Regions from separate parts of the Homo sapiens genome. Here region 1 is linked to region 2. A link is a loop called in an ENCODE intact Hi-C map of the cell type or tissue named here. Cell type or tissue: natural killer cell. All regions are shown on one strand. Links, peaks and the distances in the headings refer to the core of each region. The heading gives the core; the rest is flanking DNA. Region 1 overlaps INPP5A (inositol polyphosphate-5-phosphatase A). Region 2 overlaps INPP5A (inositol polyphosphate-5-phosphatase A).

Region 1 (15,438 bases), core at 2,632-10,631, 69 kb before region 2:
TGCAAATGAGAGACATCTTTCCCTTTTGAAAACATATATTTACAAATCGAAATAATAGATATGATGAATTTAGCTGTAATGTGTGACATCATCTGCTCAGCGCTCACTTGGAGAAAGAGGACACTCCAGGAGTTGAAGCTGCCGTGCCACCCCCATCCACGGTGCTCTCATCATCTCTGTCCTTTATGTCAACCGCACGTCGGGGGCCAGTGGCGGGGGCGGGTTTGCCTTGTGAGGTGGGGTCTTGCTGCGTGTGCCTGTCGGGGAGACCCACATCCTTGCAGAACCTTCGTCCTCTCCTGGTGTGTCTCCCCTCCAGGGATCCACAGGTTTTCCCTCACTGAATGTTTAGGTGTGTGTGACCGGCAAGGAGCAGAACCTGCCGCCTACACAGCTGAAATCAGAATCTGCCCCTGTGTTTTGGTGTTTTTCCTTTTTGAAAACTGTCTGCTGCTTTTGTTGTTGTTGTTGTTGTTTTTGTTTTTGAGACGGAGTCTCACTCTGTCACCCAGACTGGAGTGCAGTGTTGCGATCTCGGCTCACTGCAAGCTCCACCTCCCGGGTTCACGCCATTCTCCTGCCTCAGCCTCCCAAATAGCTGGGATTACAGGCACCCGCCACCATGCCCGGCTAATTTTTGTATTTTTAGTAGAGACGGGGTTTCACCACGTTGACCAGGCTGGTCTTGAACTGACCTCAGCTGATCTGCCTGCCTTGGCCTCCCAAAGTGCTGGGATTATAGGCATGAGCCACCGCACCTGGCCTGTCTGCCGCTTTTTTCTTGGTTTATTTTATTTTAATTATATTTAAATTTTGTCCCAATCAAGCCAGCGGCAGCCCCGCAGGAGCAGAGTTTTAGGAGACGTTTACAGTGGCTGGGCCTGACCCGCAGTTCCTGATGGTACAGTGCAGCCATGGCGGACACCGAGGTCCCGGCAACAGCTCCCAACAAACCCTGGGCTTCCTCACACCAGGCAGTGGCCAGGCTCTACCTGGGGCTCCAAAGGCCTCTTCTGCCTCATGGAGGGGCACGTGAGCCCCACCTGTGAGGGACCGGAAAGGTCGATGTGGAGGAAGCCCCTGTCCCCACGCTCCAGCCCCTGGCAATTGTTTCCCTGTGTGCGTGGCCCCCCGAATCCTGGGTCCCCTCTGCCCCTGCAGCTCTGTGGAGCCCAGTGATGGGGGTGGGGGGTGGGGGGCGGTTCGTGAACAGGAAGTAGGGGTTGCCCCGGGCCTAGCTCCGGGCCTGCACACCTGGTGGGCTCTCTTCAGGCTGGACCATGTGCTGGACTTCCCAAGCGAGGTGCTGGCCCTGGGACATGTGACCTGAGCACAGAGAGCTGCAAAAAACCCAGAGGGCCTGCCAGTGGACGTTGGCGTGTGGCCCCAGCCAGCTCGCTGCAGGGCGCAGGTGTGGTGGGGAGACCTGGGGCTGCTCCAGGGTCTGCAGCCTATGCTGGCCAGCGTGGGGACCACCCAGTGCTGGGTCGGCTGGGCCCAGCCATCCACATCCCACTGATGCTCAGGCACCCACAGGCTGGGCCGTGGCAGCTTCTCTGCTCTGCTCCTCACCATCCAGACAGCTGCATCTGCTGCAGGGTTTGGAGCTGGTGTCTTTGCTCACTAACTGAAGAAGCTCTTGTTCTCCAGGGTTTATGGTTGGGTTTGGGATGAGGATGTAGGCAGATCGCTTGGAGAACAGCTGAGGCCTGAACAGGAAAAAACATCTGGAAAGGGGTCTTTTGAGATTGGGACAAGGAGAGGTCAGCATCAGGAGGATCTCAGGAGATGAGGAGTGCAGGGGAGAGAGGCCCTGTCAGAGGAGGGGAGGGAGGTGACGTGGGCAGAGGAGAGGCCCTGTCAGAGGAGGATGAGGGAGGTGAGTTGGGCAGGGCAGAGGCCCTGTCAGAGGAGGATGTGGGGTGGGAGGTGAGGTGGGCAGGGGAGAGGCCCTGTCTGAGGATGGTGAGGGAGGTTAGGAGTTCATGGGAGAGGCCCTGTCAGGGGAGAGTGAGGGAGGTGAGGAGTTCATGGGAGAGGCCTGTCAGAGGAGGATGAGGGAGGTGAGGTGGGCAGGGGAGAGGCCCTGTCAGAGGAGGATGAGGGAGGTGAGGTGGGCAGGGGAGAGGCCCTGTCAGAGGAGAATGAGGGAGGTGAGGTGGGCAGGGCAGAGGCCCTATCAGAGGAGGGTGAGGGAGGTGAGGTGGGCAGAGGAGAGGCCTGTCAGAGGAGGGTGTGGGAGGTGAGGAGTTCATGGGAGAGGCCCTGTCTGAGGAGGGTGGAGGAAGTGAGGTGGGCATGGGAGAGGCCCTGTCCGGGGAGGGTGACGGAGGTGAGGTGGGAAGGGGCGAGGCCCTGTCAGGGGAGGGTGAGGGAGGTGAGGTGGGAAGGGGAGAGGCCCTGTCAGGGGAGGGTGAGGGAGGTGAGGTAGGCAGGGGAGAGGCCCTGTCAGGGGAGGGTGAGGGAGGTGAGGTGGGCAGGGGAGAGGCCCTGTCAGGGGAGGGTGAGGGAGGTGAGGTGGGCAGGGGAGAGGCCCTGTCCAGGGAGGGTGAGGGAGGTGAGGAGTTCATGGGAGAGGCCCTGTCAGAGGAGGGTGAGGGAGGTCAGGTGGGCAGGGGAAAGGCTCCATCAGAGGAGGGTGCGGGAGGTGAGGAGGGCAGGGGAGAGGCCCCGTCAGAGGAGGGTGTGGGAGGTGAAGTGGGCAGGGGAGAGGCCCCATCAGAGGAGGGTGTGGGAGGTGAGGGGGGCAGGGGAGAGGCCCTGTCAGAGGAGGGTGTGGGAGGTGAGGAGGGCAGGGGAGAGGCCCTGTCAGAGGAAGGTGTGGGAGGTGAGGAGGGTAGGGGAGAGGCCCTGTCAAGAGGAGGGTGTGGGAGGTGAGGTGGGCAGGGGAGAGGCCCTGTCAGAGAGGGGAGAGGGAAGTGAGGTGGGCAGGGGAGAGGCCCCATCAGAGGAGGGTGAGGGAGGTTATGAGTTCGTGGGAGAGGCCCTGTCAGAGAGGGGAGAGGCGCTGTCTGAAGAGGGTGGAGGAAGTGAGGTGGGCAGGGGAGAGGCCCTGTCGGGAGGGTGTGGGAGGTGAGGTGGGCAGGGGAGAGGCCTTGTCAGAGGAGGGTGAGGGAGGTGAGGAGTTCATGGGACAGCTCCTGTCAGACAAGACCTGTGGTAGAGAAATGGTGTCTTATCACATGGTGAGCCTCTCTTTCCCATTTTCTGTCCTGTTGAGTTAGAATTGTGATGTTGTGTTTTGTGGGGTTTGGGGAGGCTGTGAAGGTGCCCTGTTTTGGGGGTTCGGGGAGGCTGTGCAGGTGCCCTGTTTTGGGGGTTCGGGGAGGCTGTGCAGGGGGCCTGTTTTGGGAGTTTGGGGAGGCTGTGCAGGGGGCCTGGCACTCCTAGGGCTGCTCCAAGCTGGCTGATGGTGGTTTGGGCTGAGGCCCGGTTCCCCTGCTGGTTTTGCTGATCTGGGACAGTGGCGCTGGCTGGAGGGGCCCTTGCCCCTTGCCTGGCCGTGTGCGTGGCCCTCGGCTGTGAGGGGCTGGGCTGTGGCTGGAGCCCATGTCCGCTCTCTAGGCTTCCTGGTTTGTGTTACATTTTGGCAGCAACAGCTGTGTGTTAAGCTCAAGCTTTTGTTTGTTTTCTTTTAAGATGGAGGCCTTGGGGCAGTGGGGTGGGGGTTGGAATTCTTTTTGGGTTTTGGGCGCATCCAGGAGGGGCCGGCAGTGGGGATGGGTCCTGGCTGCTCTGTCCCATGGAGCAGGGACAGTTCCCGCGCATTCGGGTCTCTGCAGCCTGTTCAGTGTGGGACCGTCTGCACCAGAGGCCATGGGGGAGGGCAGTCTTGGGGAGCAGGCGGCAAGACCCCAACTTGACAGACCTCAGATCCAAGGCTCAGGCCGCCCAGAATCCCCACGTACATGTCCCATTTCTTTCATTTCTTTCCCTTTTACCTTTTTTTCTTTTACTTATGGCTTAAACAGTTACTGTGAGCGTTGATAGTAGAGTTCGCCAGTGGTGCTGGAAGTGAGTTCTGAGCGAGGTGGTTCCTCCTGTGACCTGCAGCCCCTGGAACGCCACGGCCCACAGGACCCCCTCCTTCCCGAGTCCCCCCGCAGGGCCCCCTCCTTCCCGAGTCCCCCCGCAGGGCCCCCTCCTTCCCGAGTCCCCCACTGAACAGAGGCCCTGCTGGGCGGTTTGTGGGACCTGACAGAAAGGTGGGCAGGGCTCTTGGAGGTGGACAGCAGCACCTGGCGTCCTTTCTGGAGACTCAGCCTTTATGAAAGACAGTAGAGTCATTTGTAAAGAAAAATAATGAATGATGGTTTGCTCTGTGCAGTGTGTCATTTTTCCTGGTTGCAAAACCAAATTTTCTTGGTTTTCTTGGAAAAACCTCTTCAGAAGGAAGAAATTTCAGTGACACTTAGAACAGAGAATTCTCAAAAGTGAGATTTCAGCGCCAATCCCCACTCTCGATTTCAATGCCAATCCCCACTCTCATGCTTGTTTTAGCCTGACTTTGTTTCTTAGGCTATCAGCCAGTTCAGCGGCTGCACTGAGGGGCCTCGGGCTGGTGGGTTTCTGGCAGTGAGTGGGCCTCGCCAGGGCTGGATCAGACACCTGGTGGTCTCCATGACCAGAGCCCACTGTGCCAGCAGCTCAAGGGCAAGGGGTGGATGAGATGCCTCGACACTGGGCCTCTGACTGTTTCGGGTGTTTTTAAATCCTAGAGTTTCCATTATACAATTATTTTTCAAAATAGCCTTGAAGAAGTGGCTTTTATATAGGGAAGAACTAAATATGATCTTCATGGTCTTTTAGAAACCCTTTCTGTAAAACTTGATCCCTGTAGAGAGTGCAGGAGACAGCGCAGAAAAGCCTGTGTGTGCCTCCATCGCCAGTCGTGAGCACCCTCGACGCCTTTGGGACCCACGGCTTTCGAAGATTAGGTCCAGAACTCAGCCTGGCACTGGAGAGCTTGGCACGCCTTCCCAAGTCTTGAGTCCCCAGGCAGAGCCTGGACGGCACGATGGCTCATGCCTGCAATCCCAGCACTTTGGGAGGCCGAAGCGGGTGGATCACTTGAGCTCAGGAGTTCGAGACCAGCCTGGCCAACATGATGAAACCCCGTCTTTACTACAAATACAAAAAATTAGCCAGGCATGGTGGTGGGCGCCTGTAATCTCAGCTACTTGGGAGGCTGAGGCAGGAGAATCGCTTGAACCCAGGGGTCAGAGGTTGCAGTGAGCCGAGATTGCACCACTGTACTCCAGCCTGGGTGATGGAGTGAGACCCTGTCTCAAAAAAATAAATAGATAAACAAAGCTGCAGAGCCTGGGCTCACCCTGTGCTGGCCTCCTCAGCTGTCCTGTCCACCCGTCCAGGTTCCGTCCTCTCTCCTGAGAATCAGACTCACAGACTCATCACCAGGGGTTCCAGAATCTTCTCTATGTCAGGAGGGGCTCAGGCCCCAAACACAGGAGCCAGCCCCCGCTGCTGTCTTCAGAATGCTTATGGCCCCTCCCACATTCCTGTGTTAACATCCTGCCCCCAAGGTGGTGGCCTCAGGAGGCCTGGCTCTGGGGGCCGATGAGATCGCAAGGAGAGGACTCCATCCCCATGAATGCAATCAGTGCCCTGAAAGAAGAGGCCTGAGTGCTGCCTCACCCCTTCTATCCTACAAGGACACGGCAAGAAGGTGCCGTCTGTGAAGAGTGGACCCTCCTCGTGGAATGGGCTGGCCTCGCTCTTATCCTCCCAGCTTCAGGTGCCCTGTGGAGCACACGTCTGTGGCGTAGGCCCCGCAGGCTGCGGTGTTTTGTTGCCGCAGCCTGAGTGAAGAGAACGCCTTCCCGTGACGCGTCCAGCGTTGGGTCAGTGTGGAGGACCCGATAAGAACGCTTGCTGGGGGATGCCAGGCTGCACTCAGATGGAGGGATGGTGCGTGGGGCAAGAGGGAGCCCCGAGTCTGGGCCTGGAGCTGCTGCCCTCTGTCCCCACAGTGGCCCGATCCACGTCTCGAGTTGCTCTGAATTCCCAGCACTGTCTCGTGGCGGCCCGCAGCCCGTGGGCCACAATGGAGGGCTTCATCTCAGAAGCTTCCCATACTCCTTGCCTGTCTTCCAAGTGTGGCGTCCGGAACCAGCTCAGGATGCAACTGCTGGTTTTAGCCTTTAAAAAATGTGCACCCTGGAAGCACATGGGATGCTGTATGAGGAAGACTTCTGTGTGGCTTTCACACGTGACTTTTCTGGCCCACCGAGTTTCCTTCTAAACCCCCAGGCATCTGGGGTGAAGGCCCGTGGCCGCTGCTCAGTGGAGTTGGAGGAAGTGGCTGCTGGGTGCGGGGAGGCTCCTGAACTCTCGGAACCTGGAAGTTCACTGCGCTTGGTTTGACCGAAGGGGTGGGACCCAGCCTGCATTCGACACACAGCTTTGCGGCTGCATTTCTGCCCCTGGTGAAGCAGCTGGGCAGGCCCCTTTGCTTGAGGGCCCCGTCTTTGGGGTAGGAACTGGCCCTGCTGGAGAGTGGGCAGCTGGGACTGAGGTGGGCACCCTTGCTTGAAGCTAAGAAGACCCAGGAGAAGGGGCGGGCTTTGAGGACAGAGTGGGCCCTGGGTCAGTGGAGTGTAGGCACTGGGTTGGTGGAGGAGCTGGTTGGAGACTGAGGGGCTGGGAGGCCCCAGGCTGGGGCAAGGGGGTGTCTGCCGCTCTGGGCGGCTGGGATAAACAAAGCTGTGCAGCTGAGCCTCTCAGCTGAGAGGCTGCGACCTTCATGGCCTGGTGGGCCTGGCACCTGAGGCCCTGGGCCTGGGGAACAGGGGCCTCCCCTCTTAGTGGTGATGGGCTTCACCCTCTGTAGCTGCCGGTTCCGGGTCCTGTGGGGAGCGGTGAGGGATGGTCGTGTGCGTCGTTTTAGGAGCATGTGTGTGAGCGTGAGGATGCCCATGGCCAGTGGACATGCCTTCCTCCTGTCCTTGCAGCCACTGGAGGGGAAGCTTCTTGTCCTTAAGTCAGACCGGGAGGCAGACGGGCCCTGAAAGAACCACAGGGTGGCGTGGGAGGCAGCTGCAGTGGGAGGTGCCTGTGCTTTGTTGGTTGTGAACAAGCATCCAAGGGAGGACCACAGTGGCAGATGTGCAGTGTGGGGCATGTGGCGTGCAGGGACGCCGTGGGCGTGGTGTGGGGCACGTGGCGTGCGGGGACGCCGTGGGCGTGGTGTGAGGTATGTGGCGTGCGGGGACGCCGTGGGCGTGGTGTGGGATATGTGGTATTGGGAACATGGTGGTGACGCAGGATGTGGTGGTGGTGTAGAATGTGGTGCTGATGGATGTGGTGTGTGTGGGATGCTGTGGTCACATGGGACATGGTGTATGGGACGTGGTGGTGACATAGTGTGTGTTGGTGATAGGGGATGGGGTGGTGACATGGGATGTGGTTTTGGGGTTGCAGTGGTGACATGGGACATGGTAGTGACATGGGACATGGTGACAGGGTAGGGTGTGGTGGTGATGGAGGTGGTGTGGTAATGTGGCGTGGAGGATGCAGTGTGGGGGACATGGTGACATGGCGATGTGTCATGTGGTGATGGGGGACGTGGCGTGGGGGATATGGGGTCCTGGATCTCCTGTAGCTCTGGCCAGTGGCGAGTGGCACCATGCAGCAGGGAGGAAGGCCAGCTTCACGCTGCAGGAGCTCCTGGGCAGTCTGTTCTGGGAGTGAGGATGTTTGGGGGTTGTGGAGCCATCGTGCTGGCCAGTTGCTTTGCTGCGCTGGTGGGGAGAGGCCGCCTGAGGTCCTTCGAAGCAGCCTGGGTCTGTCTGCTCCCTGGGGTCAGATGCAGGCCGCTTCTGCAGCTTCGGCATCATGTCCCAGCCCAGCCCCGCAGCCTTCACCTGTAGGAAGATTCTGCAGGCTCTCTCTCCCTCCATCATCTGGTGACTCCTCAAACACCGCGCCCTGGTTGGTGGCTGTATTGATTCTTGGTCTCCCAGTGACGAGCTGAGGTGGGGAGCCACGAAGCCACAGGCTGAGGCAGAGCCAGGACAGACCCTGCTTGGCCCTGGGCTCTGGCTCTTTGCAGGCAGCTCAGCAGACAGTCCCCGCCCTTCAGAGCTCCTGTGCAGTGTGGCTTGGGGCAAAGCCACCCTGTGGCTCTCTCAGGGCCCTTCTGCCTCCTGGTCTGATCTAAGGACAAGAAGCTTTCCCTCCGGTGACTGCAGGGACGAGAGGAAGGGATGTCCACCGGCCGTGGGCATGCTCACACTCACACACGCTCACTGCCTGGGTGAGAGGCGGTGGAGGACCCCTTTCCCAGAGGGAAGGTCTCCTGTGAGCCACACCTGAAGGGTGTGGAGGAGCGGCTGTTACCTGCTCGTGTGGCCAGTGCAGATCTTGAATCCTCAGACTGCAGGTGAGGTAGCCAGGACATCCATTGTGACCTTCTTCCTGTTGACAAAGACAGTACATGGAGTGGAAGCTTCTGGCTATCTGTGCATTGCTTCACCGAGCACCTGACTGCGTCTGGCACGTGGCGTGTGTGGAGCAACTGCCTGCCACACAGAAGTCTGAGGATACTGATCAAAGCAGAAAAGGATAAACATTCTTTCCTTCCCCAGTTTTGCCTCCAGCATGATGCACACCCCATCATATGTGTTTGCCTGCGTGGCTGTGGGCAGGTGTGCAGTCCACAAGTGGGTCATCCACAAGTGGGCAGCAGACACATGTGCGTACAGCTTACTCTCTCTGCCTTTTTTGTAAGCTGGGAAATCTTTCTATGTGAATTAATATATGCTGTCTATCTTAATAGCTTCAGAATATTTTATGATATAGTTAGGCCTTAATTTTTTAAAGTTGTTTTTCTGTTGGACCTTGAGGTAGTTTAAAGTTTGCTTGTGGGAATGAGGATAAATTTTAAAACAGGATATAATGTTGTCTGTCATGCAAATATAAAATGAATAGGTACTTATTCACTTTAAATACCTATTTTAAAAATAGAGTTTTAAATTGAGATAATAAATGTTGTTTATTTATCAGGGAGAGACCCAGTAAGATGTAGAACTGGTTCAGGGAAGAATCCAGAATGTAGGCAAATAGCTTCTCCCATCAGCAGTACTGACATGAGTGTGCTTCACGGATGCAAGGCTGGCACTGTCCACAGGGTCATGATCCATCACATCTGCTGGACATTGTGCATTTCTGTGGTCAAGAATCATTTCCATCATCATCAGCTTTTAAACTCACAGAGTTGCAACATAGCTCAGAGACAACTAAAGGTAGAGATAACCCAAATAGGTGAGCTAAATGGAGGCACTCTCATTATTGCTCATTTTAAAGTCTTTCACAGTTTTTCCTGATGGTAATTTTAAGAATGATGTGATAGGCAGTGTCTGTTTCCAGCTAACATGGAAGAAGAGTGTATTAGGCCATTCTTGCTTTGCTGTAAAGAAATACCCGAGACTGGGTAATTTATGAGGGAAAGAGGTTTAATTCGCTCACGGTTCGCAGGATGTGCAGGAAGCTTAGTGCTGGCACCTGCTCAGCCCTTGGAGGCCTCATGGAATTTTCAGTCAGGCAGAAGGCAAAGGGGGAGTAGCCATGCCACACAGTGAAAGCCAGAGCAAGAGAGAGCGAGTGGGGATGAAGTGCACACACCTTCAAATGACCAGACCTCATGTGAACTCAAGAGTAAGAACTCACTTATCACCAAGGGGATGGCCCAGTCCATTCAGGAGGCATCTGCCCCCATGATCCAAACACCTCCCACCAGGTTCCTCCTCTAACACTGGGGACACATTTCAACATGAGATTTGGCCGGGGACAAATATACAAACTGTATCATTCTGCCCCAGCCCCTCCCAGATCTCATGTTCTTCTCACATTTCAAAATACAATCATCCCTTCTCAATAGTCCCCCCAAAGTCTTGACTCACCTCAGAAGTCCCATGTCTGATGACTTCTCTGAGACAAGGCATGTCCTTTCCACCTATGAACCTGCAAAATCAAAAACAAGTTATTTTCTCCCAAGATACAATGGGGATATAGGTATTGGGTAAACATTTCTGCTTCAAAAGGGAGAAATAAGCCAAAAGAAATGGGCTATAGCCCCCAGGCGAGTTTGAAACCCAGTAGGGCGGCTATTAAATCTTAAAGCTCCAAAATCATCTCCTCAGAGTCTATGTCCCACACTCAGGGCACACAGGCTCAAGGGGTGGGCTTCTATGGCCTTGACCAGCTCTGCCCCTGTGGCTTTGCAGGGTTCAGCCCCCAGGACTGCTCTCATGGGTTGGAGTTGAATGCCTGTGGCTTTTCCAGGCACAGGGTACAAGCTGCCAGTGGATATACCATTTTGGGATCTGGAGGATGGTGGCCCCCTGCTCACAGATCCACTATGCAGTGCACTGCTGGGGACTCTCTGTGGGAGCTTTAACCCCACATTTTCCCTTGACACTGCCCCTATAGAGGTTCTGTGAGGGCTGCACCCCTGCAGCAGGCTTTTGCCTGGGCACCTGGGTTTTCTTATACATCCTGTTACCCAGGCTGGAGTGCAATGGCATGATCTCAGCTCACTGCAACTTCAGTCTCCCAGGTTCAAATGATTCTCCTGCCTCAGCCTCCTGAGTAGCTGGGATTACAGTCATGTACCACCACACCTGGCTAATTTTTGTATTTTTAGTAGAGACAGGGTTTCACCATATTGGCCAGGCTTGTCTTGAACTCCTGACCTCAAGTGATTCACCCACCTCAGGTGCTGGGATTACAGGTGTGAGCCACTGCACTTTGCCAGCATTCTTCACTCTTGCATTCTGTGCACCTACAGGCTTAACACCTGCATTTTTCAAAATGGCAGCCTGGGCTGTGTCTGGGGCCCTTTGAGCTGAGGCTGGAGCTGGAACAACCTAGATGTGGGGAGCACTGACCTGAAGCTGCACAGGACAGCAGGGTCCTGGGCCTGACCCATGAAACCATTCTTTCCTCCTAGGCCTCAGGACCTGTGACAGGAGGAGCTGCTGCAAAGGTCTCTGAAATGCCTTCAAGGCCTTTTTGTCATTGTCTCGTCTGTTGGCACTCGACTCCTTTTTAGTTATGCAAATATCTCTAGCAAGTGGTTGCTTTACAGCCTTTTTGATTTTCTTTCCTGAGAAAGCTTTTTCTTTCTTTGCTATGTGGCCAGGCTGCAAAGTTTTCAAACTTTTGTGCTCTGCTTCCCTTTTAAATGTAAGTTCCAACTGTAAGTCATTTCTTTGCTCCCACATCTGAGTGTAGGCTGTTAGAAGCAGCCAGGCCACATCTTTCTTGAGCACTTTGCTGCTTAGAAATTTCTTCCATCAGATACCCTAAATCATCACTCTTTGCTTCAAATTTCCATTGATCTCTAGAGCATAAACAGAATGCAGCCAAGTTCTTTGCTAAAGCATATCATGGGTTATGGGAATATTAATATAATTTATGCCAATAAACTTGAAATTTTATATGAAAGAAACTTTTTTTTTTGAAAAACAAAAGTATCAAGAAGAAATAATGAACTCAATAGTCCTATATCTATTCAATTAAAAATTTGCCCATTACCTTTCCACAAAAACCCTCCCAGCCCAGATGGCTTCCCTGGTGAATTCTATATTTAAACAAGAAACAACAGAAATTCTACAGAGCCTTTAGAAGAAGACTGAGTCACAGATGATACTTTTTGAATTATTCTTTGATATGAACATTAGAAAAATTCAAACCAACATTCCCCATGAAAATAAAGGCAAAAATTATTTTCAATGTTGTAAATCAAGGGATGCAAGCCTGGTTTAACATTCAAGAATCAATCAACAGAATTTACCATGTCAACTGATTGAGGAAGAAAAGCCATATGATCATCTCAGTAGATGCAGAAAACGCATTTGACACAATTCTGTAACCATTTCTGATAAAAACTCTTAGCAAACTAGGAATAGAAAAGAGCATTCTCAGCCTGTAAAGGGCATCTATCTACAGAGCCCCACAGCTCATGCCACACTTAAACTGTGATAGAGGAAGTGCTTATTTACCTGAAGACTGGGAACAGGGCAAGGCTGCCTGATCTTACTTCTCCCATGCAGTATGGTACTAAAAGACTTAGCCAGCACAATAGGGCAAGAAAGTGTGAACACACCATATTGGAGACAGGTCTCAACCAATTTAGAAATTTTATTTTGCCAAGGTTAAGAATACTCCTGTGGCACAGCCTCAGGAGGTTCTGATGATGTTGCCTAAGGCGATTGGGGCACAGCTTGATTTTATCTATTTTAGGGAGACATGAGGCCTCAGTGTGTGTTCATGTACATTGGTTTGTTCTGGAAAGGTGGTACCGCTTGAAGCAGGGGAGGGGGCTTTCAGGTCACAGGTAGATAAGAGACAAAGGGTCATATTCTTTTGAGTCTCTGATTAGCCTTTTACTGAATACACAGTTTACATGTGAGGGGGTAGAGGAATAATCACTTATGCCTTAGTCTGGCTCAGTGAAGTGGTAGGGCAGAGGAAGCCATCAGTCATGCGTTTGTCCCAGAGGAGCCTCAGAGGGATGACTTTGAGTTCTGTCTGTCCTTTGTCCATAAGGAATTACCTTGTGGGAAAATCGTGAGGGGGGTATGTCTTTTTTTTTTTTTTTTAAATCTGTGTAGCTGTCTTATTTAGGAATAAAATAGGAGGCAGGTTTGCCTCACGCAATTCCTAGCTTAACTTTTCCCACTGGCTTAGTGATTCTGTGTTCCCAAGGTTTATTTTCCTTTCACAAAAGGAAACAAAAGTCATACAGATTTGAAAGGAAGAAATAGAACTTTATTGGTAGAAGACATGGTGGACTATTTAGAAAAACTGAAGGAATCCATAAAACTTTACTATTACTATTAAGTGGATTTATTTAGTTTTCAACATACAAGGTCAGTATGAAAACATCTTGTTTACATTAGCTATCAATAATTGGAGACTTAAAAAATATTTACAATAGCAGTAAAATGAAATAGTTGGGTATAAATTGGTAAAATATGTCAATATCTCTGTACTGAAAAGTTTGAAACACTGATGAAAGAATCAGAGAAGATATAAAGAACTTGAGAAATATACCATGTTCATGGATTGGAAGACTCAGTTACACTGACATGTTAGAACTTGAGAAATATACCGCGTTCGTGGATTGGAAGACTCAGTTACGCTGACGTGTTAGAACTTGAGAAATATACCGCGTTCGTGGATTGGAAGACTCAGTTACGCTGACGTGTTAGAACTTGAGAAATATACCGCGTTCGTGGATTGGAAGACTCAGTTACGCTGACGTGTTAGAACTTGAGAAATATACCGCGTTCGTGGATTGGAAGACTCAGTTACGCTGACGTGTTAGAACTTGAGAAATATACCGCGTTCGTGGATTGGAAGACTCAGTTACGCTGACGTGTTAGAACTTGAGAAATATACCGCGTTCGTGGATTGGAAGACTCAGTTACGCTGACGTGTTAGAACTTGAGAAATATACCGCGTTCGTGGATTGGAAGACTCAGTTACGCTGACGTGTTAGAACTTGAGAAATATACCGCGTTCGTGGATTGGAAGACTCAGTTACGCTGACGTGTTAGAACTTGAGAAATATACCGCGTTCGTGGATTGGAAGACTCAGTTACGCTGACGTGTTAGAACTTGAGAAATATACCGCGTTCGTGGATTGGAAGACTCAGTTACGCTGACGTGTTAGAACTTGAGAAATATACCGCGTTCGTGGATTGGAAGACTCAGTTACGCTGACGTGTTAGAACTTGAGAAATATACCGTCCGTGTTCGTGGATTGGAAGACTCAGTTACGGTGACGTGTTAGAACTTGAGAAATATACCGTCCGTGTTCGTGGATTGGAAGACTCAGTTACGCTGACATGTTAATTCCCCACTAACCAATCTACTGAGTTAGTGCAGTTGCAACCAAAATCTCAGCAGGATTTTTTTTTTGTAGAACTCTATAAGATTATTCTAAAATATACACAGGAAAGCAAAAGAACTAGAATAGCCAGAACAGTTAAAAAGTAAAAACATACTAATGTTTGGGGGCTTATATTCAGATTTCAAGACATACCATAAAGCTGAAGCAATCACAACAGTGTGCTCTTTGTAAAAGCACAGAAATACAGATCAGTGGAACAGAAAAGAGATTAAGAACTAGACTCACACATACAGTTAGGATTGACCAGGGGGTAAAGGCAATTTGTTAAAGAAAGGAACAGTTTTTTTTTTTTTTCAACAAATTGTGCAGGAACAATAGGACATCCATATGCAAAAAGTTGAGAATTTTAATACTTTATACCATACACAAAAATTAACTCAAAATGGATCTTAGAGCTAAATATAAATCTTAAAAAGTACAAAAGTTCTAGAAGGAAACTTAAGAGAAAATCTTTTTGACCTTGGATTAGGCAAAGATTTCTTAGATGCAACAGCAAAAGCACAATTAATAAAAGAAAAGAATTGGCAAATTCAAATATATCATAATTAGGAACTTCTGCTCTTTGTTAAGACACTGTGAAAAGAATGAAAAGACATATCACAGATTGGAGGAAAATATTTGCAAATTACATATTTGATGAAGGACTTGTATCTAGAATATACAAAGAACTCTGAAAAGCCAATAATAAGAAAGCAAAGAACCCAATTTTAAAATAACTGAAAAATTTTACTAGATACTTCACTGAAGAAGAGAATACAAATGGCAAGTAAGTGCCTGAGATGGTGCTCAGCTTCAGTAGTCTTTCGGGAAATGCAGATTACAGCAACATAATCAGTACGTGCCTATTAGACTGGCTAAAATTCAATTGGCTGTAAAAACAGTACAGAAACCCTGACAATACTCAGTGTTGATGAAGACGCAGGGCCACCGGAAGTCCTATGCCTGCTGCTGGCCCTGCAGATCCCTATGGCCATCAGGGAATCTGTCATTTCTTATAAAGTTGGACGTGTGGCCACCCCCTGACCCACGCACGTTGCTCCTGCTCACCGGCTGACATGATGGCGCCTGTTTGCACAGAAGCCTGAAGCAAATGTTCACAGCTGCTTCACCTGTGATCCCCGCCTCTGCTGCGTGGTTCCATTTCTGGGTCACATGGAAGCGGGGGAGCTGTGGGCACAGAGATGAGCGGTTCTTACAGAGGCCTGGGGTCTTTGAAGGAGTTTGAAGTGTGAGCTCGCTGTTTTGGCTGTGGTGCCACTTGCACACCGGCATGCCCGTGCTTCACACCGGCGCGCCCTCACCAGCACACCTGCACCTCACACCGGCACGTGCACTTCCCACCAGCGTGTCTGCACTTCCCACCGGCGTGTCTGCACTTCCCACCGGCGTGTCTGCACTTCCACCGGCGTGTCTGCACTTCCCACTGGCGTGTCTGCACTTGGGGAATGTGCATTTCCCTTTGGCAGCTCCTGTCTTCTGTGCGGTTCCTCCCATTCCCA
Region 2 (15,438 bases), core at 4,181-12,180:
CCCTTTTCTCTGGCTCCAGCTCCTCCTTGGCAAGCTGAGTCTTCCCCAGCTTTGAGGCCCATCCACATGGTGACCCCCACCGTCACCCAGGCATCTGTCCTCAACTGCAGACCCACAGGTATTCACATGGTGACCCCCACCGTCACCCAGGCACCTGTCCTGAACTGTAGACCCACAGGTATTCACATGGTGACCCCCACCATCACCCAGGCACCTGTCCTGAACTGTAGACCCACAGGTATTCACATGGTGACCCCCACCATCACCCAGGCACCTGTCCTGAACTGTAGACCTAGGTTCAGTCACCTTTGATGCCTCCCTGAGGTGTCTGAAGCTGTTTCAGCCTCTGCAGGTCCATGGCTGGACGCTGTCTCTCCAGAGCCCATCCCAGCTCACATTGGTCTTGGAGGTCCTGTGGATGCTGCCTGGGTGCAGAGCTGAACCTCCCCACTGGGGCTCCTCTGTCATGGCCCCCCTCACCACGCTGCCGTCTTGGGCTCTGGCCATCTGGTCACTCATGTATCTCACATGTCTGAGAACATATGTGGCACAGAGGAAGGAGAAAGTGCCGGGTGCATATTTGTGGAATGTGAGTGGTGACTGAATTCTCTCAGCAAGGGTGGGTGTCCTTAGACCGGCCAATGACTTTGCCCCCGCAGTGTGACAGAGAGCCCAGTGCTGGTAGCAGGCGAGAAGCCAGGACTGCTGGTCACCTTGCCGCCCTCAGATGTACCCCCTTTGGAGAAGCCTGCCGCAGGCTGTTTTACAGGCCATCTCGTTCCATTTCAGTTGCTCCTCACCGTGGTAATCGGAAATGTTAACGGGCGCACTCGTCTGGTGGAATTTATCGTGGCCAGCGAGGGCGATTAAGCGGCTGGTATGTGGCGTGTTTACCCTCGTGTCAGCATGACTGGTGTTCCACCCTGGCAGATGAAGGCCCGGTCCTTCCTGGGCTCCTAATTGGGGACACTACATCCAAGAGCCGTGACAGGGTTCAGCAACCCGCGTGCAGAATGCCGGCTTCCACGGGGCACGCTTTATAAAATGCTCTTTAATTCAGGAACAGAATATCATTAGCTTTGTAAAGTGGATGAATACAATGGACAACCAATTTAATTAACCTCTAGCGTCAGCTGTCGAACAGGAGGCAGAATGAGATTACGTGTGCATCTCTCCCGCCAGCAGCCAGCCGGGAGAGGGGCTCGGCAGGAGGCCAGACAGGGGGACACCTTGGTGCCGTCATCCCGTTTGGCCCCAGGAGCTGAAATTGGAAAGTCAGTGCTTTGTAAATAAGTCAGCTGTCATTTTGTGGTGGTCACGGAGCTCCTCTGAGAGCGGACGGTCACAGCCCCCCGTATGCTGCCTGGGGGTGGCACTGGGGGAAGTGGGCAGTAGTGAGGACGCCGCCTTGTCCAGTTGGGTCAGCCGCCCATGAGTTCATTATACAGGAAAAGATCAATGAAGCGCTACATTGATTTAAACAAAAGCTTTGTTTCATTTATTATTGTTTATAATCTAATGACTGTTATTATAACTTTGCTTTGATTTATTACTCAATCTGTTAAATTGTTTCAAAACAAGGTGTCTTGGGACTTGCCTTTGTGATAGGGTTAAATGTGTGACTTTTGCAAGTGTGTTCAGCTTCTCGGGAGCACCGTGAACCTGTGCCTTGGGTTGTGCTTTGAGACCTGAGCTGAGGGTTCTGTCCAGCGGTCCTGAGCTGCTGCTGCTCAGCCGGGCGCCCAGAGGGTGTGGTGCCTCTCTCATTGCCCAGGAGCCGTGGAATTCCTGCCTGCCGTGACCTGGGCATTGTGGTGGAGGACTCAGAGGCGCCCAGGCCACATGCCTGCCCTCAGGGGGCTTCCCTTCCCTGAAAGAATTTAGATGAGGAAACCAGTGAGTGCTGGAATATGCAGCACCTTGAAGGAAAGGCTGGGGACTGGGACTGCCAAGCCTCTGCCCAGAGTAGCCAATCAAGAGGGCTGCTTGGAGGAGGCTGCATTTCCACAGAGACCTGAAGCAGCAGGGGGTCCATGTGAGAAGCTGGAAAAGGGGAGGCAGCAGAGGTACCCTCCTGACAGAAGGGCGCAGCCTCCTCAGGCCCAGATGGCCAATGGGGCTGGAGCTCTGTCAGCTGGGTGTGTGAGGGCCAGAGGACAGCTGGGGTGGCCACTGTGCAGGACGTGGCTGGGAGGAAGTGCAGTGGCAGGCCCAGAGGTGCATGTGGAAAAGGCCACCTTGGTGCCCGGTGGAGAAGAGACCAAGGGGGCTACAGCTGTGGAGGAGGCGGGGGCCCCACAGGGAGATGAGGGAGGTGGGTGTGCAGCAGTGCAGAGACGTGGAAGGCTAGAGATGGACAGGGTTCTGTAATCCGTAGAACCTGTGGAAGGAAGGGATGTTTGGGTGAGGCATATGGACAAGATGCTGGAGGAATCTGGAGAGATCCGTGGTTTCCAGTGGGAGCTGGAGGAGGGTGAGGGTGGAGTAGGTCTCCAGTCCTGAAAGGTCGGACTTGTCACGGGAGACCCAAGTGGAGACTGTGCAGCCGCCGGGCCAGGAGGCTGGCCTTTAGGAGGCTCCATGCTGTACACACAAGAGCTGCCCGCTGGAAGATGGGACAGACGGGCCACCCCAGCGGGAGGAGGAGGTGGAGGAGAAGGGCTCGTAGGGTACCCTGAGCAGATCCAGAGTGCTGTTATTCCCAAGTAGGAGGAGGAGATCCAGGGAAGGAGAATGTGGAGTCCCGTAGCCTAGAAGTAACAGAGTTTGGAGGAGGGTGGAGGGCGTGAGAAGGTGATGAGACAAATAAATAATTCTGGATTATATTTAAAAATTAAAAATCTACAAAATGAGACAGGAAAATGGGCAAAGGATACAAAGAGTTCACAGAAGAAACTTAAATTGCCAATAATCTTAAAAAGAGATGCGCCAGACACACAGACCATGGAGCAGAGGGGACAGCCAGGAGGCACCCTGCCTGGGCAGCCAGGTGGTCTCTGACAAGGGTGCAAGAGCATTCCATGGGAGAGGACAGCCTCCAGCCAGTGGTGCTGGGACGCTGATACCCACACGCAGAAGAATGAAGTTGGCCCCTCACATTACATTGTGTACAAAGTTAACCCAAAATGAGTCAAAGACCTAAAACTATAAAACTTTTAGAAGAAAACATGGGCCAGAACCTTCACAACATTGGATTTGGCGATGATTTCTCAGACGCAGCACCAAAGGCACAGGCAGCAAAAGAAAAAAGAGACAAATTGGACTGCATTAAAACACAACCACTTTGTACAGCCAAAGACAACATCAACAGAGTAAAAAGGCAACCGTGGAATGGGAGAAAATATTTGCAAATCAAAAATCTGATAAGGAATTACTATCCAGAATATATAGAGAACTCCGAAAACTCAACAACAGCAACAACAAAAACCAACCTGAGTCAGAAAGGGGTTTGAATAGGCGTCTTCCCTCCAAGGACGGCGTGGAGACGGCCGATAAGTACACGAAAAAGCGCCCAGCTCCACGAACCTTTAGGGAGATGCAGATCCAAACTGCCATTTTCATTTGTCAGTTTAAAAGGACTTGCAAAATACCTTATACCCATTAGGATGGCTGTTGTCAAAAAGCGCAGAAGATAGTGAGAGGTGACAGCGTGCTGGCAGTCCTCACAGCCCTCGCTCGCTCTCGGCGCCTGCTCTGCCTGGGCTCCCACTTTGGCGGCACTGGAGGAGCCCTTCAGCCCACCGCTGCACTGTGGGAGCCCCTTTCTGGGCTGGCCAAGGCCAGAGCCGACTCCCTCAGTTTGTAGGGAGGTGTGGAGGGAGAGGCGCTAGCGGGAACCGGGGCTGCGCGTGGCGCTTGCGGGCCAGCTGGATTTCCGGGTGGGCGTGGGCTTGGCGGGCCCCGCACTCCGAGCAGCCGGCCGGCCCTGTGCAATGAGGGGCTTAGCACCCGGGCCAGCAGCTGCGGAGGGTGTACTGGGTCCCCCAGCAGTGCCCACCCACCGGCGCTGCACTCAATTTCTCGCTGGGCCTTAGCTGCCTTCCCGAGGGGCAGGGCTCGGGACCTGCAGCCCGCCATGCCTGAGCCTCCCACCCGCTCCGTGGGCTCCTGTGCGGCCGGAGCCTCCCCGACGAGCTCCGCCCCCTGCTCCAGGGCGCCCAGTCCCATCGACCACCCAAGGGCTTGAGGAGTGCGGGCGCACAGCGCGGGACTGGCAGGCAGCTCCACCTGCAGCCCCAGTGCGGGATCCACCGTGTGAAGCCAGCTGGGCTCCTGAGTCTGGTGGGGACGTGCAGAACCTTTGTATCTAGCTCAGGGATTGTAAACGCACCAATCAGCGCCCTGTCAAAACAGACCACTCGGCTCTACCAATCAGCAGGACGTGGGTGGGGCCAGATAAGAGACTAAAAGCAAGCTGCCCGAGCCAGCAGTGGCAACCCACTCGGGTCCCCTTCCACACTGTGGAAGCTTTGTTCTTTCGCTCTTTGCAATAAATCTTGCTACTGCTCACTCTCTGGATCCACACTGCCTTTATGAGCTGTAACACTCACCGCGAAGATCTGCAGCTTCACTCCTGAGCCAGCGAGACCACGAACCCACCAGAAGGAAGAAACTCCGAACACATCTGAACATCAGAAGGAACAAACCCCGGACACGCCGCCTTTAAGAACTGTAACACTCACCGCGAGGGTCCGCGGCTTCATTCTTGAAGTCAGTGAGACCAAGAACCCACCAATTCCGGACACAATAGCAGGTGCTGATAACGATGGGAGGGAGTTGGAACCTTTGTGCACGTGGGTAGAAATATAACAGGGGGCAGCCACTGTGAACATTGAGGTGATTATTCAAAAAGTTAAAAATAGAATTCCCGTCTGATTCAGCAGTCCCACTTCTGGGTACAGACCCCAAAGAATTGAGAGCAGTCTCCAGCAGATATTTGCACACCTATAATCAAAGCAGTATTATTCACAACTGCAAAATGCGGAAGCAGTACCATGGAATATGACCCAACCGTAAAAAGGAAAGAAATTCTGGCAAGCACTACAACATGGTGGAGGAACTTGGAGGACATTATGCCAAGTCAAGCCTGTCACAGAAACACGAACATGGTATGATTCCACTTACATGAGGTACTCGGATTAGTCAAAGTCATGGAGACAGAAAGTACAGTGCCTGGTTGCCAGGGGCTGGGGAGAGCGGGAAGGGAAGAGCGGGAAGGGGAGAGCGGGAAGGGAGCTGCTGCTGGACAGGAACAGTTTCAGCTGGGAAGGTGGACAGCGTCCTGGAGGTGGGAAGGTGGACAGCGTCCTGGAGGTGGGAAGGTGGACAGCGTCCTGGAGATGGGAAGGTGGACAGCGTCCTGGAGATGGGAAGGTGGACAGCGTCCTGGAGATGGATGTTGTGATGGGAGCTGTTGCTGGTCGGGAACAGTCTCAGCTGGGAAGGTGGACAGTGTCCTGGAGATGGATGGTGTGACGGGTGCAGACGTTCGTTAGGCGCGGACTGCGTGCCACTGACCTGCTCACCTGAAGGTGGGTACGATGGTCAAGTTTATGCTGTGTGCATTTTACCACAGCCACACAGTTCGATGAAGAGGTGCCCAACTATGCTAGTATAATGAAGATGCAAATTAAAACAATAAGGTCTAATTTCACACCTATCCAGTTGGCAAAAACTAGAGGCTGGCACTGGGCCATGGCAAGGATGTGGAACGTGGGCACTGCCCTGATGAGACCACTGGGGGATCGTCATGGCAACAGGAGGGGCAACGTGGTGGTGCCTGGGAGGGCATGTGTCTGTGGTGACCCAGCAAGGCCATCTGTGTATTATATACATATGCACGCATGTTTAATCAGCGTGTAAACTGTGTGTTATCCTATGTGGAAGGCACGTGTCTGCCATGACCCAGCAATGCTGTGTATTATATACATATGCACTCATGTTTAATCTACGTGTACACGTGTGTGATCCTATGTGGAGGACACATGTCTGCCGTGACCCAGTAAGGCCATCTGTGTATTATATACATATGCACGCACGTTTAATCTGTGTGTACACATGTGTGTGATCCTATGTGGCGGGCACGTGTCTGCCATGACCCAGCAATGCTGTGTATTATATACATATGTACGCACATTTAATCCACGTGTACACGTGTGTGTTATCCTATGTGGAGGGCACGTCTCCTGTGACCCAGCAAGGCCATCTGTGTATTATATACATATGTACGCACATTTAATCCACGTGCACACGTGTGTGTTATCCTATGTGGAGGGCACGTGTCTGCCGTGACCCAGCAAGGCCATGTGTTGTATTATATACATATGTATGCACGTTTAATCCACGTGTACACGTATTATCCTATGTGGAGGGCACGTGTCTGCCGTGACCCAGCAAGGCCATGTGTTGTATTATATACATATGCACACACGTTTAATCCACGTGCACACGTGTGTGTTATCCTATGTGGAGGGCACGTGTCTGCCGTGACCCAGCAAGGCCATCTGTGTATTATATACATATGCACACACGTTTAATCTGCGTGTACACATGTGTATTATCCTATGTGGAGGGCACGTGTCTGCGGTGACACAGCAAGGCTGTTATATATATATGCACGCATGTTTAATTCACGTGTACATGTGTGTATTACCCTATGTGGAGGGTGCGTGTCTGCAGTGACCCAGCAAATCCTCCTGCATAGTATGTCTGTGTGAACACTCAGTACCCATGTACCTGGATGCTTGTTATCTCTGACACACTTGCTCAGTAACACCATGCAGGGAAGATTATTATAGCATCAATTACAATACTCAAATAATTGGAAGTAGTCTTTATGTGCAACAGAGAAATGGATAAATTACAGGGTTTTTTGTTTGTTTGTTTGAGACAAAGTCTCACTTGCTCTGTCGCCCAGGCTGGAGTGCAGTGGCGCGATCTTGGCTCACTGCGACCTCTGCCTCCCAGGTTCAAGTGATTCTCCTGCCTCAGCCTCCCAAGTAGCTGGGATTACAAGCATGGGCCACCACACCTGGCTAATTGTTGTATTTTTAGTAGAGATGGGGTTTCGCCATGTTGGCCAGGCTGGTCTCGAACTCCTGACCTCAAGTGGTCGACCCACCTTGGCCTCCCAAAGTGTTAAGATTATAGGTGTGAGCCACTGTGCCTGGCCAAATTACAGTATTTTTATATGGTGAATTATTATGTAGCATTCAAAATAAGCTAAAATATGTCTTTATCTTGGTATCACGCCATAGGACATTTGAGAAACTGTCCTCTTTCTTGGCTTCCTTTGTGAAATCCACCTGTGTTTCTGGATGTAACTCTGATCTGTGTATTTTCCTTGCTGTATCTGGTTCTATCATAGGAATATTTCAAATTTGATTTACCCATTTGCACGTTAAGCATTTGGGTCATTTTCAGTTGGTGTTTTCAGAGGTCATATGCCATTGTATTCTCATGCCTGTCTCCTGAGAGCTCCAGCGTCTCTGAGAGAGGTCTGTGTGTGCATTCCACGTGTGTATACAGACATATGTATGTCTACAGGTGTATGCATGTATGTGTGTGTATTACATATGTATGTTTGTCTATAGTGTATATGGATGTGGGTTATGTACATGTGTGTGCATGGATGTGTACATATGTGTGTGTGTGCAGGAGTTTCTCTTGGGTGCAAAGCAGCCGTGAGGGTGTGGGGTTGTAAGTTCACAGGATGTGGTGTGTCCCTGTGGCTCATGTCTTCAGCAGTCACTCATTAGTCACTGTGAGCCTGTCTTCTCATTTCTCCTGTATTACAAGGGCAGAGGAAATGTCTGAAAGATCAGGCTCAGAACCACATGCCTGCCTCAGCTCGGGCAGGTGCTTTCACCCTAATGAGGACGGAACGTCAGGCTTGGCCTCTCCGTGATGTCCTTAGCTTTGTTCTCAGAGAGCACAGATGTTTGCCACTGGCCCTCACAGGGTGTGTCAGAGCCCAGGTGAGCATGGTTTCGTGCCCCTGGGCTCCTGCGTGAGGCCGCGTCCTTCATTTGGGGGTCCTGTGTCCTCACAGCATGCAGCTGGGGAAGGAGTGGGCTGCGTATGAGGGGAGTCATGTTTAGTAATCTCTCGACTCTCATTTAAAACAAATGAAGTTCTCTATTTTGTTGCAGACTTGAAGATTAGTTACCAACAATATCTTATGAAGTTTTTCTTTCTGCTCCTAGATTTATTTTATTAAAAAAAAAAACTGGAGGTGAAAACGCTTTATCTGTAGAAATAACAAAATGTCATGCTGTCTCAGAGTGAGATGGGAGTCACCAAATGCTGCCACTCTTTTTTCTGAGTCACTGTTGATAAGCACGGTCGGCCTTAGTCAGGGCTCCCCTGGGCCGCGGGCCGTGGCCTCCTCCCTCAACACTTTTTCCCTTCCCAGTGGCAGAATGCAGTGGCAGGCTCCACAGAGATCCCCCTGGGGCGCACTGGGAGCTGGCACCTGTGGTCACGCCCGCGACGCGGTTGGAACCAGCACAGGGGAAGGGCCCTGTTGCCACCTGGGGCCTCACATGGGCACTGCTTGTGCATTTCCCCTTTCTGTCTCGAGCAGAGTGTGTGCTCATGTGCGTCCCTTAGCGCGGGGTCTGTGTGACTGAAGTTTTAGGAATGTGTTCTGTTTTGTGCACGAGGGAGCTGGGTGCAGAAGACCAGGTTAATGATGTGTGCTTTGGTCGTTCACCTGATTGCGGAAATGATAAATTACCGGCCATCTGACTTGTTTGCAAATAAAAAGTGATGGAGGCATTTCCAATGGCAGCTTTGTGTTCCTGGCTTGTCAGCCTCTGCCCCGGCCTGAGTCATCCCGAGCCTTCCAGCCGGTGGCTCCGTCCGGGAGGTGGGACCCTGCTCAACAAACACGGGCTTTGTGATTGCACAGTGCCTGCCGGGACGCGTTGTTCTTTCCAAATGTGTGAGAAGTGGTCTGCTCCCGCCCTGAGTTGGCTGTGTTTGCAAAGTGGGCCCGCTATCAGAATTCAGCTCCCGAAATCAAGCTAAGTGACACGGTGTGGCCATTTATCACATTACCGGACTCCAATTGAAGTTGAGAGGTTGTTTTAATAGCATTTGTAAATACTCCATCTTCACTAGCCGCCCCTGTGAGAGGCACTGAGCCCCCATGGTACGCAGGGTTCGTTGCGCCCTGGTCGCCAGTTGGTGTGGAAGCCTGATGGTGGTGACTGGGAGCTTCAGTTGCCCATTAGCTCCCAGGCTGCCTTCAGAGACCAGGGTCCCACCAGTGCAGCCCCAGCCAGGGCCCAGGTTAGCCGGGGTCTGGATCTCCTGTGTGGCCCGCACCGGATCGACTTTTCGGTGCCCCAGGGGCTTGGCTTTGTCCAGTGGAGGCCGCTTCCCGGCTGTGCCGTGGCCTCCGGGGGCTGGAGGACTCCTGCCCGTGTCTGCAGTCCTCGCAGAAGCATCACAGCTAATGGCTGCATTTCACTAATGCAGAATTAATGAGCACTCTTGACAGTCTTGTTTATCAATACGTAAAAAGTATTTTGTTTTTAGCAAGAGGCGAGGAGTCATTATTCTCAGATGTGACAGACATACTCTTGACAAGTACTGTGGTCAGAGACCTGGGCGAGCTGGGGACTTCCTGTCGGCAGGCCCCGGACACGCTCCTGGCCCAATGTCCTGGTGTCTGTGATAAATGGGTGCCCTGAACCGTATTGATGGGACAGGGTAAACACCGAAAAAGTTGGGTCGAACTTTGACTTTAAATGTTCATTACAGCTAATTATGGATTTTCTGACTATGAATTGCAGTTTCTATCCCTGCACTGGCAATTTATTTTTCACTTATTTATTGCAAACTTTATAATATTCTGTTAGCTTTAACATTCAATGAGGTAATGATTTAAATGTTTGCAGCGACATTTATTATGTTTTTTCAGAGTGCTTTCTTTATCTGAAACAAATGAAGGGATATCTTCTATAAAGAAGGGCTGATGTTGGTGGAGGAGACATTAAGTTTCATCCATGGGGCATAGGCCTGCAGTTTTCTCTCTTAACTCTGTGCTGAAACTCTATTTTGCCAAAGAAAAGGATGAACACTGGCTTTTTAATTTTAATTTTCTATTTTTTTGAGACGGAGTCTCGCCCTGTCACCTAGGCTGGAGTGCAGTGGCATGATCTCAGCTCACTGCAACCTCTGCCTCCCAGGTTCAAGCAATTCTCCTGCCTCAGCCTCCCAAGTAGCTGGGATTACAGGCTCATGCCACCACGCCTGGCTGATTTTTGTACTTTTAGTAAAGACGGGGTTTCACCATGTTGGCCAGGCCGGTCTTGAACTCCTGACCTCGAGTGATCCGCTGCCTCGCCCCCACAAAGTGCTGGTATTACAGGCGTGAGCCACCAAGCCTGGCCAACACTGGGTGTTTTTAAGACCTGCTGTAAAGGTGGCTCAGTTCCCCGGGTTCTGAGCAGGTTCACAGCAGATGCCTAGTGAGATAGCGGGTCAGTCGAGCAGTGTCCATGTCACAGCCGAGTGCATCATGGCCACACGCAGCCTTCTGGACCCAGCAGCAGCTCACCAGGGCATGTGGCCTGGGGCCAGGGACCACAGAGGGCCTGAGGACACAGCCCCATGTCAGGCACACAGGTTCTCCCACCTTCTGGCTTTCCCGTGGAGGCAGAGATGCTGCCTGCTGCACCCTAGACCCACCTGCGAGAGAAGAGGAAGTGCACTGCGTCCCCCTCGGGTATCCTTCATCTCCGTCCCCTAGACAGAAGGTCCCTGTCATCTAGCCTGGGGGCTCCCATCTGGGTGGTGGCCAGGATGCAGGGCTGGGAGGCCCATGGTTACCCTGCAGCTTTGGGTTCTCCCACCGAGGTCTGGCACTCATGAGTGTGCATGTGTGTGTGCACATGCAAGCGAGCACTCGCACCTGCCACCTGTGCTGGGTGGAGGCGGCACGTGTCCCTGCTCCTGCCTGTGGGTGTGTTCCCTTCCCCACCAGACGCAGCAGAGACAGGAGGCAGAGGCCACCATGGCGTCGGTGCACAGGACTCAGGCTTGCCAGCCGGCCTCTCTTTTTAGGAGTTTAAATGCACTCCTTGAAGTGTGTTCTGTCAGAGGGCAGCTGTGTCATCCCCAAGGTGAAACACTGTTTTCTGGTGAGGTGTCCATGTGGCCAGCGTCCCCGGGAGCAGGACCATCACCCCAGCCCACCATGCACTGCACACGCCCTAGGAGCAGGAGCTGCACAGCCTCCAGGGAGCTTCCCATGTTGTGGAGTCGGCATCAAACCAGAGACGGCCTAACAGGCCCCAGAGAGCTGACCCAGGGGCCCAGGGGGCTGCAGACAGGGACCAGGCCAGAGTTACTGGCACGATTGGCCCTCAGCAGGCCCAGAACATAAGTCCCCTCACCATGCACTGTGCCTGCCGCCCTGCGCCTCTGAGGGAGCAGCAGCCTCCTGACGCCCCAGTGTGGTGCACCTTCTTGCAGCCCTGCCCCCAGGACAGCCACCCCAGTGACCGGTCGTCAGGGAGGGAGCAGCAGTTCCCTGGGAACTGCAGAGCCTGAAGTGTGTGGGACGTTTAGCTTGGGCCATGGAATTAGGTGATGTTCAGGCATTGCCTTTGACTTTCTTAGAGAGACAATAGCTCTGCAGCCCCGTAGGGCAGCATCTCAGCAGGAGGTCCACACTGGGGCACTCAGAACTGCAGGGTTGTGGGGTCATGGTTCTGCCCAAAACAAAGCAAGAGTGCATGAGTGCGTGTGTGCAAGTGTGTGAGTGTGAGCAAGTGCGTGCGTGTGCATGAGTGTGTGTGCAAGTGAGTGTGAACAAGTGTGTGCGTGTGCATGAGTGCATGTGTGTGCAAGTGTGAACAAGTGCATTGTGTGCATGAATGTGTGCAAGTGTGTGAGCAAGTGCATGTGAGTGCACGAATGAGTTCGTGTGTGAGCAAGTGCGTGTGTGCACCAGTGTGAGTGCATGACTGAGTGCAAGTGTAAGTGTGCGTGAGTGCGTGTGTGCATGAGTTAGTGCATGAGTGTATGAGTGCAAGTGGGAGAGCAAGCACGTGAGTGTGCATGAGTGCATGTGTGCATGTTAGTGCCTGTGAGCAAATGCATGTTGTGTGTGCATGAGTGTATGTGTGCAAGTGTGTGTGAGTGCCTGTGAGTGCTTGTGCGTGAGTGCATATATGTGTTAATGTTTGCAAGCGTGTGGTGTGCATGTGTGTACATGAATGTGCAAGAGTGTACAAGTGAAGCCTTGGAATGAGGTGATACTCAGGCGTTGCCCTTGTGTTGCCCACAGGCTCACACAGACACAGTGAGGGATGCACCACGCCCTGTGCTTTCAGCTGAGGACAGGCCCTGTTCAGAATGCAGAGTTGGGGTTAGAGCCCCCAGTGGCTCAGAGTCTCTTCCCTGTGGAAGGCCCTGTGTGACCTGGTAACGGTTGGGCTCCCTGCAGGCAGCCCCTGCCCTCCGTCTGCAGCTGCGCCCGTGTGCCCTCCTCTCTGGCCCACCTGGCACCGCCGCTTCAAACTCTCCCCTGCTTTATCCCAGGACCTGCTACCCCCACAGGGCACACAGCTATCTCCTATGAGATAGGTTTGTTTGTTAAGTCAGGTTTATAACGATTAATGTATAGATGGTGAGATTCGCCCTCTTTGGGGTATAATTTAGTGAGTTTTGACAAAGGCAACCACTGCAAACCAGTGTAGAATATTCTGATCACCCCAGAGTTGCACCAGGCCCCGTGTTGGGGTTGCCAGATTTAGCAAAAGAAAAAAATACACAGAAATAATACACATGTCAGTACGAACACACTGCTGCATGTAGACACAGGTTCATCTGTAGAAAATACCACGTGAAACTTGCAGTTCAGATCAACAAGTAACTGTCTGTGTGGTATCCGTCGACCCAGCCCTGTGGCGTCCAGCCGCGTACTTTTGCCTTCTCTGGTATGAAGAGCAGGGATCCCTGTGCTCTGCAACCATCCGGCTAATTTGTAAGTGGGAGACACTGGCAGCTCCTGGGGCGATGGGGCAGGGTGGGGCCAGGCGCAGTGGAGCTGATGGTTGGAGGCCCCAGGACGAAGCCGAGCATCAGTGCTGGGAAGGGTCTGGTCCACTCAATGCCCGGCCGGTGGGACCTGCGCCCCTGCTGGAGCCAGCACCGGCTGCACGGCTCACCTGGGAAGGGTCTGGTCCACTCAATGCCCAGCCCGCGGGACCTGCGCCCCTGCTGGAGCCAGCACCGGCTGCACGGCTCACCTGGGAAGGGTCTGGTCCACTCAATGCCTGGCCCGTGGGACTTGCGTCCCTGCTGGAGCCAGCAGCGGCTGCACGGCTCACCGCATGCCTGGAGCTTGGTGGAGTTTGGGTGTTTGCAGGTTACCTCTGCCTGACATCCTGTGCCTCAGTAACTGTGATTAAATTATAACTGGTGAAACTCTTGCTCTAGCTAGTTTAAAAGAGCTTCTTTTATTGTTAAAAATGATCTTTAGAAATATTCCCAGCACCAGTCTCTCATTTGATTTCTCTTTTTGCTCTACAGGCACTAGGAAGCTTTTATTTTCTTCATGAGTCCTTAAAAAACATCTACCAGTTTGACTTTAAAGGTAAGACTGCGTGCCGTCTTCCGGGATTTTGTCTCGGCACTCACCCCTCCTGGTGTCTGGCTTCCCCAGACCTCTCCTGCCCTGTCTCTGTGAGTGGCCACTGTGGGCTGGGTGTCTTGAGCCACTGTCCAGAGGTCACTCCAGGGGCCTCCTGGACCTGGACTCGAGGCCCCTTGGCTGTCCCACACTGGCTCCCTGGCAAGGCTCTGGTGGGGACCTGGCTTTCCTAGAGTTGAGTTAAGAGGAAGGAATAGTTTGTATCTGTGTTCCCATCCAGTGTGAGAAAATGAAAAGCCGAATGAGAGGGTTGCATGTTTCAGAAATAAGAACAGGCAGGGACGGTCCTCCCTGCCGTGAACAGCATCCCCGTTTGATGGTCATGTGCTGTGTGTCTTCACGGAAAAGACTTGCCCTGAGACGCTCCGCTGACACAAGCTGTCCCCTCCTGTTCATTTCTTTGTCGGGGGCAGGTGCGTGAGCTAGGCCGGGTGTGGGGCTTCCGTGCGTGCTCCACACGGCCTGGGGGTGTTTGTGCGATGACTTCCCGTCTGACGCTATCGTTTCCTGCTGTGTGTGAGTTCTCAGAACCCCACGCGGCCTCCGGAGCAGATGACATCCATGTGAAGTGCCCTGCACGTCGTAGTAACTGTGGAGCCACAAACGATGTCGTTTCGTTCGGATTCCGTGTTTGTGCTCCCTCGGGAGACGGAGCGGCTCCTGTGAAATTGCGCGGTAGTCTTATCTCAGTTGCTTGAGTGGTGATTTCATTGATGACGAGAGCAAGATTCTGGCCAGCAAAATGATTTGTCACTGCCCCGTTACCTGAAGACCTTCAGATCCTTCCAAATTATAGCATCCAAGCCCTTCTATGAGGCCCGTGGCAGGATCAGCCGCACAGAATTGCAGGAGCCGGCCGGTGGCGCTCTCCGCTCCGTTTTGGAGACACGGCGTCTGCGTGCTGTGCGCTCAGGCACGGAGCGGCCGGCGAGAGTGGAGAGAGCGCGCCGACGCAGCGTGTGCTGCAGGAAGCTGGAGCCAAGGAGCTGGTGCGTCAGGCTGCGCCGTGCCGCGGATCTGCAGACCTTTTGTGTTTTTCAGTAGCCATTTGAATACCTGTTTTACTACTAAGTTAAATCAGTCATAAAGTGCCTGGTGAACCTACAGTGTATTTAAAACTATACATGAGATACACACTTCACTCTAGCAAAACTTTCCCCAGAGCCCTCCATGTGGCCAAACTAACAAGAACAACATGAGGAGTGGGCAGCGAGCATGTCCTGAGCACGTGGTGCGTCAGGAAGGCATGCAGACACAGGAGGCGTGTGGACGCGGGAGACGTGTGGACATGGGAGACGTGCGGTCGCGGGAGACGTGTGGTCGCGGGAGACGTGCGGTCGCGGGAGACGTGTGGTCGCGGGAGACGTGTGGTCGCGGGAGACATGCGGTCGCGGGAGACGTGTGGTCGCGGGGTGTGCGGTCGCGGGAGGCGTGCGGTCCTGGCAGGCGTGCGGTCCCGGGAGGCATGCGGATGCTGACGATATTCTCAGTGCCCCACACGGCAGGTGTTGCTGCTGATGCTCAGCGCAGTCGGGGGGCCTCGGGCTGGGCGGTTGGGCTCGAGGGTCAGGCTCGGGGGTCAGGCTAGGGGCTCGAGGCTCTGAGAAGGACTCAAAAAGAAAACCTAGAAATCAGAAACAGTACCAGAAATGAAGCAGTGGCTCATGTGCACACGCGGCTGAGGGAAGAATCAGCGAGCTGGAAGGTGTTAGAAACTTCACAAACTGAAAAGCAAGAAGAAATGAGAATAAATTTGAAAACAGAAGAAA

The links. Peaks named below come from ENCODE experiments on the same cell type or tissue, not always from the same donor. Only the 100,000 strongest peaks of a DNase experiment are listed, where the experiment ranks them.
Region 1: a loop joins it to region 2, with 2.6 times the contacts of the local background. A loop is called at or near these places in 2 of 110 quality-filtered maps.

What each region holds. Positions count from the first base shown.
Region 1 is chr10:132,609,178-132,624,615 of GRCh38, forward strand. All of the region lies in intron 2 of INPP5A (inositol polyphosphate-5-phosphatase A), which reads left to right. Among named protein-coding and RNA genes, the nearest start is that of INPP5A, 79 kb to the left of the region's middle. RefSeq lists an enhancer at 12,875-14,074. In natural killer cell, for the core only: no CTCF peak of the experiment used is centred there; a DNase peak (open chromatin) is centred at 7,294; H3K27ac peaks cover 1,104 bases.
Region 2 is chr10:132,676,844-132,692,281 of GRCh38, forward strand. It overlaps INPP5A (inositol polyphosphate-5-phosphatase A), which reads left to right. Exons shown (of 16, transcript NM_005539.5): 5 at 13,549-13,612. Among named protein-coding and RNA genes, the nearest start is that of NKX6-2, 100 kb to the right of the region's middle. RefSeq lists an enhancer at 10,449-11,193. In natural killer cell, for the core only: no CTCF peak of the experiment used is centred there; a DNase peak (open chromatin) is centred at 7,738; H3K27ac peaks cover 859 bases.